Regions from separate parts of the Homo sapiens genome. Here region 2 is linked to region 1. A link is a loop called in an ENCODE intact Hi-C map of the cell type or tissue named here. Cell type or tissue: ascending aorta. All regions are shown on one strand. Links, peaks and the distances in the headings refer to the core of each region. The heading gives the core; the rest is flanking DNA.

Region 1 (11,750 bases), core at 9,251-11,750:
GGATTCTCCTGCCTCAGCCTCCCATGGACCTGGAATTACAGGCAAGCACCACCACACCCAGCTAATTTTTGTATTTTTAGTAGAGACAGGGTCACCATGTTGGCCAGGCTGGTCTTGAACTCCTGACCTCAAGTGATCCACCCGCCTTGGCCTCCCAAAGGGCTGGAATTACAGGCATGAGCCGCCAGGCCCAACCACAAATTTCTAATGAATAAGATAAAGCAATCCTGCTGACCACCTTTCCCAAATCCAGTCCTTTTTCTAGAGGTATGTATCCTTTTCAGAGTGTTTTTGGTGTACTTATGGGACATAAATAGAATCCTGTATAAATTGTGAAAGAAGGTTTTCCTCAAGTATTCCACTCAATATATTGTTCTGGCTTTTTAAAATTAAATAGTATGTCTTGAAAATAATTCCATATAATCCTTCTCGTTTTTATAATATTTATCACCAGTTGTGATGAAATTCCGGTTTTGCCAGGCCAGGTGGCTCACACCTGTAATCACAGCACTTAGGGACGTCAAGGCAGGAGAGTCTCTTGAGCCCAGGAGTTCATGACCAGCCTGGGCAACATGGTGAGAACCTGTCTCTACAAAAAAAAATAAAAAATTAACTGGGCATGGAGCACTCCTGTGGTCTCAGCTATTCATCTGTGGGAAGCTGAGGCAGAGGAGGATTGCTTGAACTTGGGAGGTGGTGACTGCAGTGAGCTGTGATCACGCCACTGCACTCCAGCCAGGGTGACAGAGGGAGATGAGTACCAAAAAAAAAAAAATTCATTTCAAGGTCATGGTGATAAGATATATATCAAGGAAATAACAATACAGTATCCTGAAATCTAATACGTGTTTGATGTTTTTACTTGATTTTTGTCCTGCTAATAGAATGTCTGGAATCAGTTGAGAAGAAATATCATAAGCATTCTAAGGACTCCTGAATCTAACCCATTAAAATAAGTCCAGATTGGTTTTCTAATCACCTAAATGTGGGTATTATTAATCAGGCTTAAAAAGTGTTATCAAAGCACGTCAATCACAGAGCTTTATAAGTAACTATTCAACACGCAATCCTTTCTCTAATCTTTTTTTTTTTAATTGTATTAGAGCAGTTAGACTGGTGTGAGAACTTAACAGTTTATTAAAATGTAAAATATTAGTGATGTAGGCATTTTGGAACATAATAAAATATTGGATATTGGTCAGGAACAACTGCTTTAATACTAGGGTATCTTGTGATAACATTGAATATAATCTGATTTTCAGAGGTTGTCTTAACCCACTTCAAATAGTAACTCCTTTCTGGCTTTCCTGACCTTCCACCTCTTAAGACAGAATTTCTGATTTTTTACAGACTTTTGATAATAGAATCATCACAATGCTGTGTAAAAACATACAGGATCCATTTTTTTTTTTTGTAATTTCAGCACCTGATACCATATTGCATGTTTGCATTAGATTGTGTATACATTTAATCTTTTCTCTTTTTCTCTCTTTTTTGGGAATGCTTTCTTTGTGTCAAGCACTATGTTACCTAATAATAAACTATAACTAACATAAATAAATTGCAGTGTTATTACTACAAATAATTTGCAAATCAAAAGTCCAGCAATGTGAATTAATTTTGAATAGTAGTTGGGTAATTCTGACTACCTGGATTTTCTTACTTTAGCAATAATAACAAAAGTAATTTCAAATGATTTTTTATTTCCTAGTGTGACTGTGAAATACTATGGAAAAGCATCTCATTCTGCTTCTTATCCCTGGGAAGGATTAAATGCATTAGATGCTGCTGTGCTGGCCTATAACAATCTGTCTGTGTTCAGACAGCAAATGAAACCAACCTGGAGAGTTCATGGTATGAATGTCAAATACCTTCTATAATAGATGGTGCTTGCTATAGTTCAGTGCAGTATAATTATTTAATATTCAATTTTTAAAAATTTGGAAATATTTTTGTACTTCATATGAATATTCTGATTTTTAAGCATATTTTCAGAAATTCATGTGACAGGATACTAAGATGTTTGTCTATATAGGGTTAGAAAGACAGTTTTGATTATTGTACATAAATGGAATGTCATCTTTGAGTATCAAAGATAAAGGTTTTATGTAAGGGGCTGTGTTCTTTCGGTGGGTGTTTGAAAATTGGATCTTGATTTTCCAGTTGTCCTCATTATTTCTTAATGATAACCAAATTTTGTCAATTAAAAAAAGGTATAATAACTGCTAGTTTTATTTAAGTGCTGTTAGTCCTGAGTAATATCTTTTTGTGTGATTTTTTGTTTTTGAGACAGTCTTGCTCTATTGCCCAGGCTGGAGTGCAGTGGTGCAATCTCGGCTCACTGCAACTTCTGCTTCCTGGGTTCAAGTGATGCTCCTGCTTCAGCCTCCCAAATAGCTGGGATTACAGGCAGGCAGACACCACCAAACCCAGCTAATATTTGTATTTTTTGCAGAGACGGGGTCTTGCTATGTTGGCCAGGCTGGTCTCAAACTCCTGGCCTTAAGTGATCTGCCCACCTCAGCCTCCCAAAGTGCTGGGATTACAGGTGTGAGCCACCATGCCTGGTCCTGAATAGTGTCTTTTAAAATTATATATATATATCACCATAATATAAATACAGTCAAAGTACTGTCTTGAAGGCACACATTTGTTTAATTTATTTCCTTATGATTTAGGAAATTGTTATATTTTAATATCTATTCTTTACCTGATTTTGCTATAGCCTGAGGTCAATTTGTAATTGTACTTTTACCAGTTTTCCTGCTTTAGTTTCTTTAAAAGGAACAAACAGGAATGTGTAGAAATATTTTTTTAAAGTAGGTCATAGGACATTGGATTTTTTGTATCTATTTTAGTTATTACTTCGAATGAATAAATCTTAATTCTTTATAATTCCAAATAAATACATTTGTTTTGACAGTTGATAATACTTAGTGATCTTTGACCTGCATTGGTTTTTTTCTTGGCATGAAAATTATTTTTCCTATAGCTAAATGCCATTTAAAATGCTCATGGGATTCCTGAGGTATGAGGGTAATTATAGAACCTCATACCATTGTTGAGGTATGGTAAAATCTTTTCCAGAAAGCTTAAGATGTTACTAATTTTTTTTGTGGTTATATAATTTCTAAGTTTCATTATAGTCTGGATCATAATTTCTTAACATTATGTAAATTCTTCTGAATGAAGTGCATATGGATAATTATTTTTTCTTATCAGCCAAAAAATATCACCCTATGTAAAGAAATTTCAGTTGTACAACATAACAAAATCTTTGATTGGTGTATTGGTGGAGCTAGTGAGTTTAAATTATTTTTCTTTATGAACATATTGGCTGAAAAACTTAATGGGTGTATTTAAGCTTAAAGAAATGGTCACCAAGCTTAATTCTAGTAATTTGGTTCTTTTTATAGGTATAATAAAAAATGGTGGTGTAAAACCCAATATCATTCCCTCTTATTCTGAATTAATCTATTACTTCCGTGCACCCTCAATGAAAGAACTTCAAGTTTTGACCAAAAAGGCAGAAGATTGCTTCAGAGCTGCAGCTTTGGCTTCAGGGTGCACAGTAAGAACTTTTAAAAGTTAATCTAAGTTACAATCAGAGGTATATATGTGGGCTAGCACTGTTAGATTGAAATCTAACTTGACTCTCTTATTTGGTGACATGTTGAATATGCAAAATGAATTGGCTGAATAGTTAATGTGAAAGTCTTTAATTTTTACACGTTTCATTCCTCAGTGCTTGCAATAGGGAAGATGACAGGTCATCTTACTTATATAGTAATTAGAATAATTCTGATACTTCTATGCTAGAATCCCTGCCTTTTTACAAGTTATATTCTTCCTTGTCGGCAGTTATACTTTTAGAATTGCTATATGTAGTTTCTATAAAGGAAAGTTTATGGCAAAATCAGCAAAAGCTTTTTTTTTTTTTTTTTTTTTTTTTTTGGTGGGGGGACAGGGTGTTGCTCTATTGCCCAGGCTGGAGTTGCAGCGGCACGATCTTGGCTCACTACAACCTCCGCCTTCCAGGCTGAAGCAATCCTCTCACCTCTGCCTCCCACCTCAGCCAGCTGAGTAGCTGGGACTACAGGCACGCACCACCACACGTGGCTAATTTTTTGTATGTTTTTCTGGAGACAGGGTCTCACCATGTTGCCCAGGCTGGTCTCAAACTCCTGAGCTCAAGTGATCCACCCACCTCGGCCTTCTAAAGTGCTGGGATTATAGGCATGAACCACCTCGCCCAGCCAGCGAAAGCCATTTCTGAAGTTAGGGTGTGTATAGTAGTGATATAAATACTATGGCTTGCTGGAATGGAAGATAAAATAGACACAGAAGTTAGTTAAGAGGTTTTATTGATTTGTTTCTGTTTGTTTGTTTGTTTTTGAGACAAAGTCTTGCTCTATTGCCCAGGCTGGAGCGCAGTGGTGCAATTTTGGCTCAACGCAACCTCCTCTGCCTCCTGGGTTCAAGCGATTCTTATGCCTCAGCCTTCCAAGTAGCTGGGACTACAGGCGCTTGCCACCACACCTGGCTAATTTTTTTTTTTCTTTTTTTTTTTTGAGGCGGAGTCTTGCCCTGTCACCCAGGCTGGAGTGCAATGGCGCAATCTCAGCTCACTGCAACCTCTGCCTCCCAGGTTCAAACAATTCTCCTGCCTCAGCCTCCTGAGTAGCTGGGATTACAGGCGCCTGCCTCCACACCCAGCTATTTTTTTGTATCTTTAGTAGAGACGAGGTTTCATCATGTTGGCCAGGCTGGTCTCGAACTCCTGACCTTGTGATCCACCCACCTCAGCCTCCCAAAGTGCTGGAATTACAGGTGTGAGCCACCACACTGACTGGTTTTGTTGATTTGAACTATAAAGTTAGTATTTAAAATCATGTACTGTGTAAAGTGGAGTGAGTTTTAGAATTATACAAGATAAGAATCTTGCCCTAGAGGGAGCCTGTAGTCTAGTTGGAGAGACAAGATCTTGACCCATAACTCTCAGCCTAGCTAATTCTGTAACCTTTAGAAATGTTTAGTGTCTTTGGCTCTCCATTTTCTTGCTTGAAAAATGGAGATAATAACAATTTATCTTAGGATTCTTGTGAGAATTAAATGAGATAATGTTTCTGAAGGGTTTAGAGCCCAGCCTTCATTTATATTGCCTTATTTTTTTCTGTTCTTATTAGTCTAGAGATGTATGATTGATTCACGTAGTAGCAGTATCTCACAGTAGCAGTAATTCTCAGAAAGCATATGTTACGTGTCCTGAGAGTAGTGTGGAATGTGTCGTGAGGATCAGAGGTGGGAAAGAGTGGTCTGGGGCTGTTAACCTTGGAGGAAGGTTTTGTGGAAGACTGTAGACCTGAACTGAGCTTTGAAGGTTGATCATACTTTCAGATATGCATGGGAAAGACAGAGACTGAAAGTTCTTAGGGAATATAGTCAGCAAAGATAAGAATATAGAAGCTCGTGTTGTGTTGTAGTTAATCGATAAACATATGGACAGATGTAGGAGCAAAGATGTATTCTCATATGCCACTAGAGAAGATGGTTATAGTGAATGAAAACTGTGAAATGTCCATAGCTGAGGGCAGTAAAAACTAAATATTTATTCCCTTATTCATTTATAATTATAAATATTTATTTGTGAAATACTTATGGATGTGAACTATTATCATTAGGCAATATCTCAAGGTATACAGTATTCCCTTATGGTAAGGTTTGTTGTTATTGGATTTGAATCTATATTTAATTTAATTTATTTATTTTTAAAGTTTTTTGTAGAGATAGGCTCTCCCTGTGTTGCCCAGGCTGGTCTCAAACTCCTGGGCTCAAGTGATCCTCGTGCTTTGGCCTCCCAAAGTTCTGGGATTGCAGGTGTGAGCCACCTTGCCTGGCCTAAATCTATATTTTAAATAATCTTTTAGTAATTTCTTATATTTTGGCTGACTTGTAAGGTCTGATTTGGTTGTCATAATTTCTACCGTAGATGTTGCTAAGAATAAAAGAAATGTCATCTCTGCCATTTTATGATTGGCTTTTGCTAATATTGGTTTGAGGGAATATTGCCAATTTTTATTTAATCAAAACTGAATCTGTAAATCCACTTAACTGGGCACATAAAAGCTGCTTCCGTATCTTTATATACTGAAATTAATAAATGAGGACTGTTGTCAACCCTTCCTCATTGCAAATCTTCTACATTTCCCTCAGAGTACTTTTCTACCTCTCACACCAGGCAGTGATGTCAGTGTCAGTTTGCATATTGAATATTAGTAAAGCTTAATTTCTTTTTTTTGGAGACTGAATCCTAGAGCAGTGTTCCTCAGAGTGTGGTTTTTGGGTCACCTATGTCAGAATTACTTTGAGGTGCTGGTTAAAATAAAAATTAGGCTGGGTGCAGTGGCTCATGCCTGTAATCCCAGCACTTTGGGAGGCCGAGACGGGCAGATCACATGAAGTCAGGAGTTTGAGGCCAGCCTGGCCAACATGGCAAAACCCCATCTCTACTAAAATACAAAAACAATTAGCTGGGCTTGGTGGCAGGCGCCTGTAATCCCAGCTACTTGGGAGGCTAAGGCAGGAGAATCATTTGAACCTGGGAGGCGGAGGTTGTGGTGAGCTGAGATCACACCACTGCACTCCAGCCTGGGCAACAGAGTGAGACTCCATCTCAAAAATAAAATAAAAATTTCTGGGCCCTTCTCATACCCTATCTAGGTGACTGAAGTTGACACTTGGTAGCTAGTATAGAGCTTGGTGACATTGTGGGGTTTAGTGTATATATAGCATAAAAGAGAGTCCTAGGAACTCTCGTTATAGAAAATAAATCTTTTTTCTTTTTTAAGGTAAGAGATTTGAGAGTGTTTATATCTGGAAGGGAAAGTATCTTCTCTTAAAACCTCTTCCTATTAGAGAACAATCACTGGTTTGAAAATTAGATAGTGAATTTGAGTTTTTTATTTCAAAATTTGTTTTGCAATTTTTTATTAGGTGGAAATTAAAGGTGGAGCACATGATTATTACAATGTTCTTCCCAATAAGAGCCTATGGAAAGCCTATATGGAAAATGGAAGAAAGCTAGGAATAGAGTTCATTTCAGAAGATACAATGTTGAATGGCCCTTCAGGTAATTAAGTGTTTTTTTATATATTGAGCTATTTGAGGAAGAGAAATACCATCTTTGGTTAAATTGGTTGTATTTAATGGTTTGGGAGGTCGGGAGGTACTACTGACGTTTTTAATATTTTCACAAACTTTATGGTTAGGGGAAAGAAACTAATGGACTCTTAAGTGAGTGTAGAATGTCAAACGAGCAGACTTGATTTTAGAAATAGTCAACCTACATTTTTGTCTGTATTCTAAATATTTTCTAGTGTTTAAGTTTCGTTAGTTTTAATTTTTAAGTAAGTTGCTAAGGTGGGATATAGAATTTTAATTCATTCTCAGTCATCACAATAAGCAGGTTACTAAGTACTTAGTTATCTGGGGCATTTTCAGTTTCTGAGGAGCAACAGACAGCTAGAATTGAAATAAGCATATTTGGGGTTATGTTAGTTTTTTTTTCCTTTTAAAAGCATATTATTACTAATACATTTGCAAGTTAGAGATGTATCATCTGTTTTAAAAATAGATGTTGTTGAAGTAGGCCCAAAAGGACTTGGTGGTGAAAATGGGGTGTCGGTGTCATTCATTAAGATAAGGAGTTCAAGAGAAAGAGCAGGTTAGGGTAAGAGGGGGTTGTTATAAATTATTAGTATGTTAAACTTGAGGTGCTTATAGTATTTCTAAGTGGAGCTGTTCAGTACCTGTTAAATCTAGAACCCAAAAAGATGTCTAGTTTGGAGATTTAGGAGTTGTCCATATATGAAAGGTATATAGAAGACATAGATGTCGATGAGGTTGCCCAAATACATAGAGGAAGAAGATTCCCAGAGATCAGACATTGGCAGTCAACGAAGTGGTCAGAGAGAAAGCCAGACAATCAGGAGAGAGGAGAAGTCATGGAAGCCAAGGGAGAAGAAAACTTACAGAAGAGAAGGAGGCATAAATCATGTCAAGTGCTGTAGAGACTGAATAAGATGAATATGGTCTAGTGTCCACTGGACTCTAGTAATTAGAAATTCATGAATTGTCTGGAAGAAAATAGTATAAGACCAGTGGTACCAGATGCTGGGTCTCACTTCTCTACCCAGGGCATTGACTGCTGAGATAGTGGAAGTAGCAAATGAAGACTATTCTTTTTCAAGAGAGTTAGCTTTCAAGGAAAATAGAAAGAGTGGATACAAGCTTGAGGGAAATACGGAAAAGAAAATAGTTTTTAAGGGAAGATACTTGAGAAGTAGATGTAATGTTTAGGAAGGAGGTCAGGGAGTTCAGAGACTTTCCCTCTAGGAAGTAGCACACAGTGAGCATTGAGCTGGTAGGGCTGAGGGATTGAGAGAGAATTGCCACTGAGAGGAGTTGTCCAGGGACATCAGAGTTTCATGTTTTCTTTTGTTCTGGACAGCAAGAAAGCTCAGCTCAGCATGGTTCTGTTCTTTTACCCTAGCAGGTTTCTGCTGTCTAGCTGAAGAAGGGAAGACACATGGCCTGCTCTACCCCGGGTTTGGGTTTTATATAATGGACAAAACAGTAGGATAAAGTGGCTGTGATTTTGGTATGATTTGTGGGCTCTAGGGTCTAGTTCCACAAGTAAGATCTTAAAATATGCAACAGGTTTTTTTTTGTCCATCCTTTTTTGTTTTGTTTTGTTTTTACACTCAGACTCTTTAGACTCTTTAAACACTGGAGAGGCTTTTTCCATCCTGTTCACTGATGTCCCATTACTGTGCATCCTCAGTGTGTGGAGCCGTTTCTGGCACAGTTAAGTGCTTAGTGAATATTTTCTGAAGCAGTACTTCTATAGAGGCTACTATGCCTCAAAGTCTGGCCTCAGTCTGCATTTACCACATAACTAGCAGCTGTGAGACTATCGGCATGTTATTTAATACCCATAAGCCTTGGTTTCTTCATGTTTAAAATGGAAACTGTTCTAAATATTAATGAGAATACATACAAAGCACTTAGGATTGTGTTTGGAACGTAGTATTCCAGATAAATGTTAGCTACTCTTTGTCACATATTCCTTTATTCTCTTACCAATCACTGTGTAGTCTCACTTTGCCTGCATGGTGTTTGACATGTAATAAACATTCAGTAAATATCCATTGAGTGAACATAAGGCTTTGTTTTTACTGTGATTTATTCAACAAGTGCCTGTGTGTCAATCCTGTGAGAAGCTAGATGCACAGTCATTTCAAATACTATTTCTTGCCTCATACAGCCTCATAATTTAGTTTCTGACATAAGCATGAACCAAATCATCCAATACATGGAAAATTAAAAAGTACTGTAAAGGAGAGTAATACATCTCTGTGAGAGCTTATGCTAGAGGAATTTCACTTTATGGGAAGGTGAAGTAAGTAAGGCTTTGCTGAGGAAATGATGCTTAAGATGGAATTTGAAGGTTAAGTAAGAGTTACAGAGATGATGCAGGGATAGCATGTGCAAGGGTCCTGTGACAGGGAGAGCATGGTGAGTGTCTAGAGCGGCTAGGGCATCGAGAGTAGTGGGAACATGGTATGAGATCAGGTTGGAAAGGTGAATGAAGATTGAAAAAAAAAAGACGGCAAATAGAGTAGATGCTGCTAGACCAATTAGGAAACTTCTAGTTCAGGCAAGAGATAATGATAGCATAGGCTGAGGACAGGTGTTGGTGATGGTGATGCAAAGAGCGTTAGGATTCTGAGATATTTGGCAGGTACTGTTGATAGGTGGAGTGGAGGTAGAAGAGAAAGATCATGAGTTTGACTTTAGATATGTTAAGTTTGATCTACCTTGAAGACATCCAAGAGAAGATACCAGGCTGGCAACTGGATGTATGAGCATGGAACTTAGCAGAGACTGGGAAGAGATTTGAGTTGGTGGTGATTTGAAGCAATACATACGGACAAAATCTTGAGAAAGAATATGCAGTAAGAAGAGAAAGGGGCCTGGAATGGAGTCTCCCGTAACTATTATTTCATCGTCAGGTAGAGGGGGCTCTATCCCCAAGAGAGACAGAAGAAGGGGCCATCAGAGAGGCAGAAGGGAAGCCATGCAAGTGCTGTGTCACAGAAGAGAAGAAAGGGAGTAGGTGGCAGTGTGGAGTGCTGGCCAAGAGGGCCAGTAAAAGCCGTGAGACAAGGTGAGGGCAGGTTTGCAGTGACCTTCATGAGAGATGTGACTGATACAGGGGAGTGGGTGGCAGACTCAGTGGAAGGTGAGCCCATGAAAGCATGAGCATACGGACAACTCTCCAAGAAGCTCACTTCTCTGCGTCTCTTCTAACAGGGACTGTGACTTCATAACTCCAGAATACTTAACCACATATACTTAAATAGACTTTTCTTAACTTTGTGTGTTCCAAGGATCTACGGATTTTGGAAATGTTAGTTTTGTGGTTCCTGGAATTCATCCATATTTTCACATTGGATCTAATGCCTTGAATCATACTGAACAGTACACTGAAGCTGCTGGTAAGTGTTGTTGGATGTGACTGTTTTGGCACACACACTCTTCTTCTGGTAGTAGCTGCCTTTCTGTTTAACCTACTATTTCACTACATAACATCACCTCAGTAAATACTGCACTGTGGTGGGCAGTTGGAGAGCCAGTTGAGATACGGGTAGCTAACCTGTGAAATTAAATACAGCTTAAATAAGTAAGGAGGTATTTTATTTTCTCTACCTTTTAGGGTCACAGGAAGCTCAGTTCTACACTCTGCGGACGGCCAAAGCTCTGGCAATGACGGCACTGGATGTTATTTTTAAACCAGAGTTACTGGAAGGAATCAGAGAGGACTTTAAACTGAAACTTCAAGAAGAACAGTTTGTAAATGCAGTAGAATAAAAGACTTAGGGGCCACTTATAAATCAAGAAGACGTGATGATTTTTTTCTTTTAATCTCTTTTAATGAAGGCATGCTTGTTTTTTAATCTTAAAGGAGTAAAATTCTTTTTACCTGATAAGTGAGGACAGGGTGTGGAGAAAACATATTAATTACCTCATATCTAAAGTGAAAATTTTTGCAAATCCGTACTTGATAGGATTATGATATTACAGGAGCTGGTATGTGATGCCATTCTTTCTTTTTTTTTACCCCGCAACCACTCACCTTCACAGTAGTGATACCATTTCTTAACCTGGAGGATACATGGCATCATTTTTATAAAATATGTTAGTAAACCTTTTTGTAAGCCTTAAATGTTATGTGTATTTTTAAAAGCTTAAGAGATTTCAAACCTTATATTCAGAATTGACACCCATGAGAGTGTTTTGTGGTATAGGGTGGTAAACTTGTTCTCTAATCGTATATTAATTCCTCTACCAGATTGTATATTTGAAGCCAGTGTCTTTCCTTTTTTTGTTTTAAGATAGAGCCTCGCTCTGTTGCCCAGGCTGAAGTGTAGTGGCACAATCTCGGCTCACTGCAACCTCTGCCTCCCAGGTTCAAGTGATTCTCCTGCCTCAGCCTACCAAGTAGCTGGGATTACAGGTGTGTGGCACCATGCCCAGCTAATTTTTGTATTTTTAGTAGAGACGGCATTTCACCATGTTGGCCAGGCTGGTCTCGAACTCCTGACCTCAGGTGATGCACCTGCCTCGGCCTCCTAAAGTGCTGGGATTACAGGCATGAGCCACCGCACCCGGCCTGCCAGTGTCTTTTT
Region 2 (14,195 bases), core at 1-2,500, 55 kb after region 1:
AATCTCTACGGCTGCACCAATCCACAAGTTCCAGTGTTTGCCCAAGCAACTTCTGACTCTGATGGTAATAGGGCACAGTGGCCTCCCTTAGCACCCCAGGGCTCACCATGACCACTGGATATTTCAGCTCCTAGTTTTGTGATGTTGTTAAGAACAGCTTGAAACAAATGCTGTGAGCTACAGCTGGCTGTTTGGGAGCCCATGTGATGAGGGCTCCCTCCAGCCCCAGAAGGAGGACACTGAGGTGCTAGACACAGCCCTCCTCCTAACCCCAAACTCCCAAAAGCTAGATATCTTTTCATATTCACTGATCTCTCAGACTCTATTTATATTTACACTCAAAAGAAAGGTGAAGTTCAATTTGAAGCTAAGGCTAAGAAAGGACCAAGAATCAACAACGCCCTACTGTCTCCATTTCCTCATCAGTACAGAGAGCACTGGATTAGGTTGTCTCCAAGTCTCCTGTATTATTGACTGATGCCGGGCAAGCAGGTGTGCATCCCAGATAGACATTGCCAGTGCTGCCGTCAGAATGGCCCAGGTGAGGCCGAGTGCTAAGGGGCTGGTGGGGAACCTGGTTTCCTGTGTAAGCTCCCTCTGCAAGTGCTGGCAGACAGGGCACCATGCACCTTTGGTGTTGACCACAGGCAAGCACTTGCCTGCAGGAGGCTCCGTCCCTGGCCCTCCCAATTTATAGGTAGGGAACCATCTAATAATGATCCTTCTAGTCACACAGCTTGGAGAAAGCTGCTTTCTTTTAAAATATTAAAAAATGATTCACAAATCTAACAGAAATAATTAGAGCAGAATCATTCTCATGAAATACAGGTCCCATTGGTAATTTGAGAATTCACAGAGTTGTTCTAACCCTAGGACACAGACAGCAAACAATTGCCCTTGATATTTTTTTTAAATGTGCATATATTCTATTTTCCAGAATCTACCTTTCACCCAGGACAATTCATAAGGAATTTTAAAAATGCACTGATAAAATGATCTAATCTAGCATCATTTTAAAAGAAAACGTAATTCTAACTTTCTAAAAGGGGAGCAGCAGGAGAACAAAGGGAAGGGGAAGAAAAAGGCATCCACACAAAACACCATACGCTGGAAATGATGCTCAGTTTCTAGAAGAACACTGTAAGCTCACTTTGTGCATCCTCTTTTCCTAAATCCTCTATCCCTAAATGTCCACTCACCTGCCTTTCTTAGACATCTCGTGGACTTCTCTTCCGGGCCAGTGCATTCTGCTTTCAGTGGCCAAAACCCATCCCCACCACAAAAGAAAGATGCCAAATCTCATATTTGGGACAGCCAACATGGGTTTCCAAATTCAAACAGCTCTCTCCAGAAACAGCAAAAAGGAAAAGATTGTTCTTTTTCTCTCTTAAGACATTATTGGTCTGTTCATTATTAGAAGGATGTTTACTCATGCAAAAAAAAAATCAACCCACAGGATGCAATCTGGAGAGCAGGAGAAAGCAATTTCCACTAAACCTATAAATCCTCCTACGTCAGATGTCAGGGATTTTCTGAACTGAGGTTGAATTCCTGTGTCCCAGTGGAACAATTATTTTAGCCGGTCTAAATTAGTTCATCGTCAAATGCAGTAAAAATGTTGGTAAAAGTCTTATTTTCTGGTGCGTCGAATAAAAGGAAGTAAAAATGGACCAAAGCAATTTCCAAGAGGAGTAAGGCCAGAGGTGCGGAACTGCTTTCTATGTTCACGTTAATGAGCTCCTCCCTGGATCTATTTTAAGCTTACGGCCATTATTATTTGCTTTAGCTGAGGGCTGGATTTGGACAGCTTCCTGCCCCCACTTCCTGTGGCTGAATCCCTGAAACCCCAGGGCTCGGTACCTGCGTGGGCTGTCTATATGGCTGAGATTGGGAGGGCAACTGGGGAAGAGGTTTTTTTGTCTTTGTTTGGCGCAGAAACAAGTAAATTTCCTTGTCAGTTGCATTGTTCTTATCATGAACCTTGCTGCACTGTCCACATTTGAAAAATACCAGTAATAAATTAACTGTAGCCTCAAGTCTGTGTTATTTGTAGACAGTTTTTCTTTTGCTTTGATGCTTACTTTAAGACTCTGCTATAATCTACAGGCCGGATCTTGTGTCTTCATCAAAAGACAGTCTCAGAGCCTCGTGGAAGAGACCGCATTAGGTACTCCAAACTATTGACTCTTCAAAGCTGAGCTGACATGGTTTTGGTAACTTTCAGACTGTACCGGTAAACTGAGTCAGGATTCCCATAACTCTATAGCTGAAAAGCGGTTTCACACAACTGCTAACCCAAGATCCAATAGAATGAGAATTAATTACACAAGACTGAAAAAAAATTGATGAGAGAAATTTTTTTCGGGTTATTTGAAATGCAGTTGTTTTAAGGTTCTGTTCCCAGATCGTAAGAAGCCTTTTCTTTCTCTTCTTGTGCTATCTGTAATTCACAATAAGCTTTTAAATTCTGCTTTTATAAACCAGAATGAAGTATTCTTAAATTATATATGATTCTCACTAACACGATTCTTCTTATTTGAATTCAGAAACTCTTACCCAGTCTCTCTACATTTCTTGGCAATATAGTTGTTTGCATAGGTTTAGTAAGAATCTGTCCTCCCTTTTGCCAAAATACAACTGGAAGCATCAATTATGCAATGAAAGCCTTGCCTTGAATGCCCTATTTGAGAATAATGTTCATTTAACGAGGTGTGACAAGCCATTTTAAGGAATAAAGGTTGGCTGTACTTACGGAACCAATGCCTATAATGTCCTCTCAGGAAACCTGACGTAGGTCCAGTTTATAGTGTCCAGTCTTACAGTTAGTAAGGAAAGTCACTTCTAGGCAAGTACTTGGAGGTATTTTTCTGAAACCTCTAGAAGAAAGGAATTCACTCAAATCTATAGGTACTGCAGGTAAAATTTGGTGGAGTTTCTTGGGCTTGGTCTCCTAATCTTAGCAGGATAGAAAATAATAGACATGGCGGGGCACGGTGGCTCACGCCTGTAATCCCAGCACTTTGGGAGGCCAAGGTGGGAGGATCACCTGAGGTCAGGAGTTAGAGACCAGCCTGGCCAACATGGTGAAACCCTGTCCCTACTAAAAATACAAAAATTACCTCGGTGTGGTGGCGGGCACCTGTAATCTCAGCTACTTGGGAGGCTGAGACAGGAGAATCGCTTGAACCTGGGAGGTGGAAGTTGTAGTGAGCCGAGATCGCACCACTGCACTCCAACCTGGGCAATAAGGAATGAAACTCCGTCCCAAAAAAAGAAAAGAAAATAACAGACACTTTTAGAAGTCCAAGCTAAGATTCCTTATGATAACTTCTAGGCAGGAGCTAATTTGGAATCATTCAACACCGTATGGCTCTAGGTTTTGCAACGCAAACTTCAAAGGAGGCATCTATGATGCACTGTAGAAGTAACCAGCCAAACCTAAGGAGCCCAGCTTTTTTCTGTGATCAAGAATAATCTTTAGAATTATATATAATAACAAGGAGAAGGAAGATGGTCAGGAAAAATCGTCAAACTTTGAAATGAGCAAAATAGATTACTGGGTGTTCTTTCAATAGAATTCTAAGCCTTGTCCAGCGGGTCCTCCAGGGATTGTCTGATCCTATAGGGATGTATGACTTTGATTGTCTTTAGGCTATTTTACAATTCTGTAATAGTAGATGTTAACACGTAGCAAACTGATAGTAACGCATAGCTTTCCTGTCCATAGCTATGCAAATTATTCCTTTTGTGCTGTGGAGAGTATAAATCTCTATAAATCAAGCCCTTATTTGAACCAGTTGTAACATCTTACTGGTCCCTTAACTAAATAATGAGTTAAATAAAATCTTCAATGTCTGTTCATTTTATAGTTATGTGAGAGTCATGATTATATCCTCTTATATAAATCATCCTTTAACGTGCTTTCAATTAATAGATGTCAAAAACATTCAACATATAGAAATAAAGGCAGAATATGTGATGTCTCCCGAGGTCAATGTAAGCTAAGCATGGTTGGATACTTAAGTTGTAGTGACTTGCTGATTTAAAGACCAAATTGTCTAAAGGGAGATATTCTGGAGCTGAGTACATCAAAATGAACAGGACAATAAGGCATTAAATTGGGGAGGTAGAAAGGACATTAAATGGCTCCTAATGCCCAGATTGGAAAATACCTTTCTTTCTTGTTTAGAGGATCCTGGACTAGCTCCAGGGGCCAGGAGCCTGGGCATAACCAAAGAGAGCAAACCGGAAGGCCTCAAACACGCATTTCCTACCCTCTCTTAGCTAAGGAGAGCTGGTTCAGCAGGTCCCCAGTTAGTTTGATGGCAGGACAGGCGGTACCAGCTGCTGAGCCTTTGCAACAAGGCCACTTCCTCCATCCAGAAGTTCCTATGGCAGAACCTTGAGGGGAGGGGCCCTGTCTTAGAGCCCTTTCTGCTTTGGGCTTGAGCCAACCATGCATCCCTCTTACTGCTGTCATGAGAACTTAGAAAGTCATGGCATTTCACTACTTTGTTGCTTGTAAATGTTCTTAATCAACTTTATTTCCCACTAACACCACGTGGCTCTAATGCGGAGAGTATCTGTGCCCTCTTTATAGGACAAGGATGTAGAAGGGAGTTGTAAAGAGGCCTGAGAGAACCAGTTAGGGCCAGCATCAGAGCATATTAAGGATCCAGACTGACTTACTGAACTATAACACTTCCAGACCAAGTTTTAAAAATGCTTTTTTTTTTGAGACGGAGTTTCGTTCTTGTTGCCCAGGCTGGAGTGCAATGGCATGATCTCAGCTCACCACAACCTCTGCCTCCCAGGTTCAAGTGATTCTCCTGCCTCAGCCTCCCGAGTAGCTGGGATTACACGCATTCGCCACTACACCCAGCTAATTTTGTATTTTTAGTAGAGACGGGGTTTCTCCATGTTGGTCAAGCTGGTCTCCAACTCCCAATTTCAGGTGATCCGCCTACCTCAGCCTCCCAAAGTGCTGGGGTTACAGGCATGAGCCACCGCGCCTGGCCAAAAACACTATTTTTTGACAAAACTCTTCTTTTCCTTTATTGAGTATGCCAGCCTTCTCTCTCTTCTCACTCTCCTTTTTATTCCTCAGCCATCATGGCCTTCCCTACAGCAATGCAGGGTCTCCAGGGCAATAATTTCTTCAGCAGAAGAGGGACCAGGCAATGCTTAACTCCAGCTTATCTTCTCATGGCCATCAAAAGTCTCCCTGCCCCAAGCCCTCAGAGCCAACCCAACACCACACACAAGGCACTCACTGACTGATGGGTGAACGGCAGGCAGCACACCCCAGCTGCTCCCAAACAGGGGCTGCAGGTGCTCATCAGCTGTTTCCACGTGCTCCCTGCAGCACATTTTCTAGCCACAGTCAGCCCTCTGCATCCGTGGGTTTTACATCTGTAGATTCAACCAAGTGCAGATCAAAAATATCTGGGGATAGAAAAACAAAGAACACAAATTCAAAAAACTAATGTAGTATAACAACTACTTGCTAGTATTTACATTGTATTAGATATTAGAAGTAATCTGAGATGATTTAAAGTATACAGGAGAATGTGTGTAGGTTATATGCAAATACTACCCCATTTTATGAAGGGACTTAAGCATCCATGGATTTTGGAATCCTTGGGGTCCTGGAACCAATCCCCTTGGTACCGAGGGATGACTGTACACGTGCACCAATTTGGCTCTGAGCTCAATGCCTAAACATAATCTCCCAGCATTGGACTGGCCCTTTCCAGGTAGGGGATAAGGGACAAATAAAAAGGCAAAGGAAAGGAATTTGATGAAACAATGACCCGAAGAGCCATTTTTCAGTTCCTGATGCAGCTGCTTCTTTACTCACTGTATCGTCAAGCCTACTATTTAAGCTGCTGCTGTAATCGAGCCATGGAAAGATCAATAAAAAGAATAGCATTTCTTTGTCATGGAACAGCTTAGAGGTGAGTGGTCCAGACTGAAGGGAATCTGCTCCAGGACGAAGTGCCTTTCGTCTTGTTGCCCTTTCTCAGGGTATGGTCTTTGTGTACCTGGTTAAAGTTGGGCTGCCAGTAGGCAGAGAAGACATGAAAAGCAAGCAATTTCTGTTTAGGCAAGTGACATAGGAGCTGCACTCATCACTTCAATTCACATTTCACTGGCAAGAAACTTGGCCTGATAGTCACTCCTAACTGTAAGGAGTCCAAGAAATGTGGTCTCTCAATGAGTCATCTTATACCTGGATAAAATTATATCATGATGAAAACAAAAAATAAATTTGGGGGAACAGTCAGCAATGTGCTGAACTCTCCAATTTTTCTTCCCATCCCAAGAGTCAAGTAGCAGTGGCTTGGATCCTAAATTCGATTCCTGTAAACCCACTTTGTGGGGCTCCTTTTCCCCTTGGCCCACTGCATATCTGGAGCCAAACACTCAGATTAGTCAGAACATCCAAATAAAACAAAGAAGGGACAAAACATCAGTCAGACCGTTAATATAAGTCCTGTCGGGAAGGCTGTGGTATTTATAGTGTGCTTCCAAAGGAACCACCCCCGTTCTGCATCTGCTCGTTTAATTCAGGTCAGATTCCTTGATCTTGAGGTTTTTTAATGCCCATCTGTAATGTGCTCTTTTTGTCATTTCCCTGTCTCTCCTTCCCTGCTAAATTACCAATGCCATAAACCAGCTGGTGTTGGTGTCACTCTGAAAGCACTTTACTTATTAATTTACGATCATGACAATAGGCTTTTTGGAGACTGCCCACCATCTAAAATGAAATTTTCATGATTGATGAGAGATCTAGATGGACAGGAAGCCTCAATTAGCTTGAGTTAAATTTTTTTACAGTCTAAGTTTTGTGGTCTGAACACACCCAGCCCAGCGTTCCACAACAGCTCCAGCCACAACTGTGGTGCCAAGGATCAATAGACCGTTAAACTATGACGTTTTGATAGCAGAGGCTTAATTTTATCCACACATATTATTTTGTCATCACAAGCATCATCATGAACTTGATGTCTGACAGTGGGTAGAAATCAATGTCCTTGTCTAGATTTTTTTTTTTAATTTCCATAGGTTTTTGGGGAACAGGTGGTATTTGGTTACATGAGTAAGTTCTTTAGTGGTAATTCGTGGGATTTCGGTGCACCCATCACCCAAACAATATATACTGAACCCATTTTGTAGTCTTTTTATCCCTCACCTCCTTCCCACCCTTTCCCCGAGTCCTCTAAGTCCACTGTGAAATTCTTATGCCTTTGCATCCTCATAGCTTAGCTCCCACTTATGAGTGAGGACATACAATGTTTGGTTTTCCATTCCTGAGTTACTTCACTTAGAGTAATATTCTCCAGATCCATCCAGGTTGCTGTGAATGCCATTAATTCATTCCTTTTTATGGCTGAGTAGTATTCCATTGTATATATATGCCACGGTTTCTTTATCCACTCGTTGATTGTTGGGCATTTGGGCTGGTTTCACATTTTTGCAGCTGGTAATTGTGCTGCTATAAACATGCGTGTACAAGTGTCTTTTTCATTTAATGACTTCTTTTCCTCTGGATAGATACTCAGTAGCGGGATTGCTGGATCAAATGGTAGTTTCTACTTTTAGTTCTCTAAGGAATCTCCACACTGTTTTCCATAGTGGTTGTACTAGTTTACATTCCCATCAGCAGTGTAGAAGTGGTTCCTTTTCACTGCATCCACACCAATATCTTTTTTTTTTTTTTTAATGGCCATTCTTGCAGGAGTAAGGTGGTATTGCATTGTGGGTTTTTTTTTTTTTTGAGACGGAGGTCTTGCTCTGTCGCCAGGCTGGAGTGCAATGGCACCATCTTGGCTCACTGCAACCTCTGCCTCCTGGGTTCAAGCGATTCTCCAGCCTCAGCCTCTCGAGTAGCTGGGACTACAGGCATATGCCACCATGCCCAGCTTATTTTTGTATTTTTAATAGAGACGGGGTTTCACCATGTTGGCCAGATGATCTCGATCTCTTGACCTCATGATCTGCCTGCCTCGGCCTCCCAAAGTGCCGGGATTACAGGCATGAGCCACCACGCCTGGCCGCCAGGGGTTTTGTTTGTTTGTTTTGTTCTGTTTTGTTTTGTTTTTTGAGATGGAGTCTTACTCTGTCGCACAGGCTGGAGTGCAGTGGCATGATCTTGGCTCACTCAACCTCCACCTCCTGAGTTCAAGCGATTCTCCTACCTCAGCCTCCCAAGTAGTAGCTGGGATTACAGGTATGCATTACCACGCCCAGCTAATTTTTGTACTTTTAGTAGAGACAGGGTTTCACCATGTTGGCCAGGCTGGTCTCAAACTCTTAACCTCAGGTGATCTGCCTGCCTTGGCCTCCCAAAGAGCTGAGATTACAGGTGTGAGCCACCATGCCCAGCCTGCATTGTGGTTTTGATTTGCATTTCCCTGATCATTTGTGATGTTGAGCATTTTTTCATGTTTGTTGGCCATTTGTATGTCTTCTTTTGAGAATCATCTATTCACGTCCTTAGCCCACTTTTTTATGGAATTTTTTTCTCCTGTAATTTGTTTGAGTTTGTTGTAGATTCTGGATATTAGTCCTTTGCCTGATGTATAGATTGTGAAGATTTTCTCCCACTCTGTGGGTTGTCTGTTTACTCTGCTGAGTGTTCCTTTTGCTGTGCAGAAGCTCTTTAGTTTAAGTCCCACCTGTTTATCTTTGTTTTTGTCACATTTGCATTTGGGTTCTTGGTCATGAAGTCTTTGCCTAAGCCAATATGTAGAAGAGTTTTTCTGATGTTTTCTTCTAGAATTTTTTTTTTTCCCCAAGACAGGGTCTTGCTCTGTCACCCAGGCTGGAGTGCAGTGGCGTGATCTTGGCTTACTGCAACCTCCGCCTCCCAGGTTCAAGCGATTCTCCTGCCTCAGCCTCCCAAGTAGCTGGGATTACAGGCACCCAACACCACACCCAGCTAATTTTTGTATTTTTAGTAGAGATGGAGTTTCACCATGTCGGCCAGGCTAGTCTTGAACTCCTGACCTCGTGATCCACCCGCCTTGGCCTCCCAAAGTGCTGGGATTATAGGCGAGAGCCACCGTGCCCAGCCATCTTCTAGAATTTTTACAGTTTCAGGTCTTAGATTTAAGTCCTTGATACATTTTGAGTTGATTTTTATATAAGGTGAGTGATGAGAATCCAGTTTCATTCTCTTGCGTGTGGCTTGCCAATTATCCCAGCACCATTTGTTGAATAGGGTGTACTTTCCCCACTTTATGTTTCTGTTTGCTTTTTTTTTTTTTTTAATTATACTTTAAGTTTTGGGGTACATGTGCACATTGTGCAGGTTAGTTACATATGTATACATGTGCCATGCTGGTGCGCTGCACCCACTAACTCGTCATCTAGCATTAGGTATATCTCCCAATGCTATCCCTCCCCCCTCCCCCCACCCCACCACAGTCCCCAGAGTGTGATATTCCCCTTCCTGTGTCCCTGTGATCTCATTGTTCAATTCCCACCTATGAGTGAGAATATGCGGTGTTTGGTTTTTTGTTCTTGCGATAGTTTACTGAGAATGATGATTTCCAATTTCATCCATGTCCCTACAAAGGGCATGAACTCATCATTTTTTATGGCTGCATAGTATTCCATGGTGTATATGTGCCACATTTTCTTAATCCAGTCTATCATTGTTGGACATTTGGGTTGGTTCCAAGTCTTTGCTATTGTGAATAATGCCGCAATAAACATACGTGTGCATGTGTCTTTATAGCAGCATGATTTATAGTCATTTGGGTATATACCCAGTAATGGGATGGCTGGGTCAAATGGTATTTCTAGTTCTAGATCCCTGAGGAATCGCCACATTGACTTCCACAATGGTTGAACTAGTTTACAGTCCCACCAACAATGTAAAAGTGTTCCTATTTCTCCACATCCTCTCCAGCACCTGTTGTTTCCTGACTTTTTAATGATTGCCATTCTAACTGGTGTGAGATGGTATCTCATAGTGGTCTTGATTTGCATTTCTCTGATGGCCAGTGATGATGAGCATTTTTTCATGTGTTTTTTGGCTGCATAAATGTCTTCTTTTGAGAAGTGTCTGTTCATGTCCTTCGCCCAACTTTTGATGGGGTTGTTTGTTTTTTTCTTGTAAATTTGTTTGAGTTCATTGTAGATTCTGGATATTAGCCTTTTGTCAGATGAGTAGGTTGCGAAAATTTTCTCCCATTTTGTAGGTTGCCTGTTCACTCTGATGGTAGTTTCTTTTGCTGTGCAGAAGCTCTTTATTTTAATTAGATCCCATTGTCAATTTTGTCTTTTGTTGCCATTGCTTTTGGTGTTTTGGACATGAAGTCCTTGCCCATGCCTATGTCCTGAATGGTAATGCCTAGGTTTTCTTCTAGGGTTTTTATGGTTTTAGGTCTAACGTTTAAATCTTTAATCCATCTTGAATTGATTTTTGTATAAGGTGTAAGGAAGGGATCCAGTTTCAGCTTTCTACATATGGCTAGCCAGTTTTCCCAGCACCATTTTTTAAACAGGGAATCCTTTCCCCATTGCTTGTTTTCCTCAGGTTTGTCAAAGATCAGATAGTTGTAGGTATGCGGCGTTATTTCTGAGGGCTCTGTTCTGTTCCATGGATCTATATCTCTGTTTTGGTACCAGTACCATGCTGTTTTGGTTACTGTAGCCTTGTAGTATAGTTTGAAGTCAGGTAGTGTGATGCCTCCAGCTTTGTTCTTTTGGCTTAGGATTGACTTGGCAATGCGGGCTCTTTTTTGGTTCCATATGAACTTTAAAGTAGTTTTTTCCAATTCTGTGAAGAAAGTCATTGGTAGCTTGATGGGGATGGCATTGAATCTGTAAATTACCTTGGGCAGTATGGCCATTTTCACGATATTGATTCTTCCTACCCATGAGCATGGAATGTTCTTCCATTTGTTTGTATCCTCTTTTATTTCCTTGAGCAGTGGTTTGTAGTTCTCCTTGAAGAGGTCCTTCACATCCCTTGTAAGTTGGATTCCTAGGTATTTTATTCTCTTTGAAGCAACTGTGAATGGGAGTTCACTCATGATTTGGCTTTCTGTTTGTCTGTTGTTGGTGTATAAGAATGCTTGTGATTTTTGTACATTGATTTTGTATCCTGAGACTTTGCTGAAGTTGCTTATCAGCTTAAGGAGGTTTTGGGCTGAGACAATGGGGTTTTCTAGATATACAATCATGTCGTCTGCAAACAGGGACAATTTGACTTCCTCTTTTCCTAATTGAATACCCTTTATTTCCTTCTCCTGCCTAATTGCCCTGGCCAGAACTTCCAACACTATGTTGAATAGGAGTGGTGAGAGAGGGCATCCCTGTCTTGTGCCAGTTTTCAAAGGGAATGCTTCCAGTTTTTGCCCATTCAGTATGGTATTGGCTGTGGGTGTCATAGATAGCTCTTATTATTTTGAAATACGTCCCATCAATACCTAATTTATTGAGAGTTTTTAGCATGAAGGGTTGTTGAATTTTGTCAAAGGCTTTTTCTGCATCTATTGAGATAATCATGTGGTTTTTGTCTTTGGCTCTGTTTATATGCTGGATTACATTTATTGATTTGCGTATATTGAACCAGCCTTGCATCCCAGGGATGAAGCCCACTTGATCATGGTGGATAAGCTTTTTGATGTGCTGCTGGATTCGGTTTGCCAGTATTTTATTGAGGATTTTTGCATCAATGTTCATCAAGGATATTGGTCTAAAATTCTCTTTTTTGGTTGTGTCTCTGCCCGGCTTTGGTATCAGAATGATGCTGGCCTCATAAAATGAGTTAGGGAGGATTCCCTCTTTTTCTATTGATTGGAATAGTTTCAGAAGGAATGGTACCAGTTCCTCCTTGTACCTCTGGTAGAATTCAGCTGTGAATCCATCTGGTCCTGGACTCTTTTTGGTTGGTAAACTATTGATTATTGCCACAATTTCAGCTCTTGTTATTGGTCTATTCAGAGATTCAACTTCTTCCTGGTTTAGTCTTGGGAGAGTGTATGTGTTGAGGAATTTATCCATTTCTTCTAGATTTTCTAGTTTATTTGTGTAGAGGTGTTTGTAGTATTCTCTGATGGTAGTTTGTATTTCTGTGGGATCGGTGGTGATATCCCCTTTATCATTTTTTATTGTGTCTATTTGATTCTTCTCTCTTTTTTTCTTTATTAGTCTTGCTAGCGGTCTATCAATTTTGTTGATCCTTTCAAAAAACCAGCTCCTGGATTCATTGATTTTTTGAAGGGTTTTTTGTGTCTCTATTTCCTTCAGTTCTGCTCTGATTTTAGTTATTTCTTGCCTTCTGCTAGCTTTTGAATGTGTTTGCTCTTGCTTTTCTAGTTCTTTTAATTGTGATGTTAGGGTGTCAATTTTGGATCTTTCCTGCTTTCTCTTGTGGGCATTTAGTGCTATAAATTTCCCTCTACACACTGCTTTGAATGCGTCCCAGAGATTCTGGTATGTTGTGTCTTTGTTCTCGTTGGTTTCAAAGAACATCTTTATTTCTGCCTTCATTTCATTATGTACCCAGTAGTCATTCAGGAGCAGGTTGTTCAGTTTCCATGTAGTTGAGCGGCTTTGAGTGAGATTCTTAATCCTGAGTTCTAGTTTGATTGCACTGTGGTCTGAGAGATAGTTTGTTATAATCTCTGTTCTTTTACATTTGCTGAGGAGAGCTTTACTTCCAAGTATGTGGTCAATTTTGGAATAGGTGTGGTGTGGTGCTGAAAAAAATGTATATTCTGTTGATTTGGGGTGGAGAGTTCTGTAGATGTCTATTAGGTCCGCTTAGTGCAGAGCTGAGTTCAATTCCTGGGTATCCTTGTTGACTTTCTGTCTCAATCTGTCTAATGTTGACAGTGGGGTGTTAAAGTCTCCCATTATTAATGTGTGGGAGTCTAAGTCTCTTTGTAGGTCACTCAGGACTTGCTTTATGAATCTGGGTGCTCCTGTATTGGGTGCATATATATTTAGGATAGTTAGCTCTTCTTGTTGAATTGATCCCTTTACCATTATGTAATGGCCTTCTTTGTCTCTTTTGATCTTTGTTGGTTTAAAATCTGTTTTATCAGAGACTAGGATTGCAACCCCTGCCTTTTTTTGTTTTCCATTTGCTTGGTAGATCTTCCTCCATCCTTTTGTTTTGAGCCTATGTGTGTCTCTGCACATGAGATGGGTTTCCTGAATACAGCACACTGATGGGTCTTGACTCTTTATCCAATTTGCCAGTCTGTGTCTTTTAATTGGAGCATTTAGGCCATTTACATTTAAAGTTAATATTGTTATGTGTGAATTTGATCCTGTCATTATGATGTTAGCTGGTGATTTTGCTCGTTAGTTGACACAGTTTCTTCCTAGTCTCGATGGTCTTTACATTTTGGCATGATTTTGCAGCAGCTGGTACCGGTTGTTCCTTTCCATGTTTAGCGCTTCCTTCAGGAGCTCTTTTAGGGCAGGCCTGGTGGTGACAAAATCTCTCAGCATTTGCTTGTCTGTAAAGTATTTTATTTCTCCTTCACTTATGAAGCTTAGTTTGGCTGGATATGAAATTCTGCATTGAAAATTCTTTTCTTTAAGAATGTTGAATATTGGCCCCCACTCTCTTCTGGCTTGTAGGGTTTCTGCGGAGAGATCCGCTGTTAGTCTGATGGGCTTCCCTTTGAGGGTAACCCGACCTTTCTCTCTGGCTGCCCTTAACATTTTTTCCTTCATTTCAACTTTGGTGAATCTGACAATTATGTGTCTTGGAGTTGCTCTTCTCGAGGAGTATCTTTGTGGCATTCTCTGTATTTCCTGAATCTGAACGTTGGCCTGCCTTGCTAGATTGGGGAAGTTCTCCTGGATAATATCCTGCAGAGTGTTTTCCAACTTGGTTCCATTCTCCCCATCACTGTCAGGTACACCAATCAGACGTAGATTTGGTCTTTTCACATAGTCCCATATTTCTTGGAGGCTTTGCTCATTTCTTTTTATTCTTTTTTCTCTAAACTTCCCTTCTCGCTTCATTTCATTCATTTCATCTTCCATTGCTGATACCCTTTCTTCCAGTTGATCGCATCGGCTCCTGAGGCTTCTGCATTCCTCACGTAGTTCTCGAGCCTTGGTTTTCAGCTCCATCAGCTCCTTTAAGCACTTCTCTGTATTGGTTATTCTAGTTATACATTCTTCTAAATTTTTTTCAAAGTTTTCAACTTCTTTGC

Evidence for each region. Hi-C counts contacts between places; a loop is a spot of excess contacts. Peaks named below come from ENCODE experiments on the same cell type or tissue, not always from the same donor. Only the 100,000 strongest peaks of a DNase experiment are listed, where the experiment ranks them.
Region 2: a loop joins it to region 1, with 2.5 times the contacts of the local background. A loop is called at or near these places in 5 of 110 quality-filtered maps.

What each region holds. Positions count from the first base shown.
Region 1 is chr6:89,151,332-89,163,081 of GRCh38, forward strand. PM20D2 (peptidase M20 domain containing 2) reads left to right here. Exons shown (of 7, transcript NM_001010853.3): 3 at 1,712-1,854; 4 at 3,417-3,571; 5 at 6,994-7,129; 6 at 10,452-10,559; 7 at 10,778-11,750. The coding sequence ends at 10,932. Among named protein-coding and RNA genes, the nearest start is that of PM20D2, 11 kb to the left of the region's middle. In ascending aorta, for the core only: no CTCF peak of the experiment used is centred there; a DNase peak (open chromatin) is centred at 10,810; H3K4me3 peaks cover 1,326 bases; H3K27ac peaks cover 2,500 bases.
Region 2 is chr6:89,216,002-89,230,196 of GRCh38, forward strand. GABRR1 (gamma-aminobutyric acid type A receptor subunit rho1) reads right to left here and starts at 1,357. Exons shown (of 10, transcript NM_002042.5): 1 at 1,200-1,357. The coding sequence starts at 1,321. In ascending aorta, for the core only: no CTCF peak of the experiment used is centred there; no DNase peak of the experiment used is centred there; H3K4me3 peaks cover 960 bases; H3K27ac peaks cover 963 bases.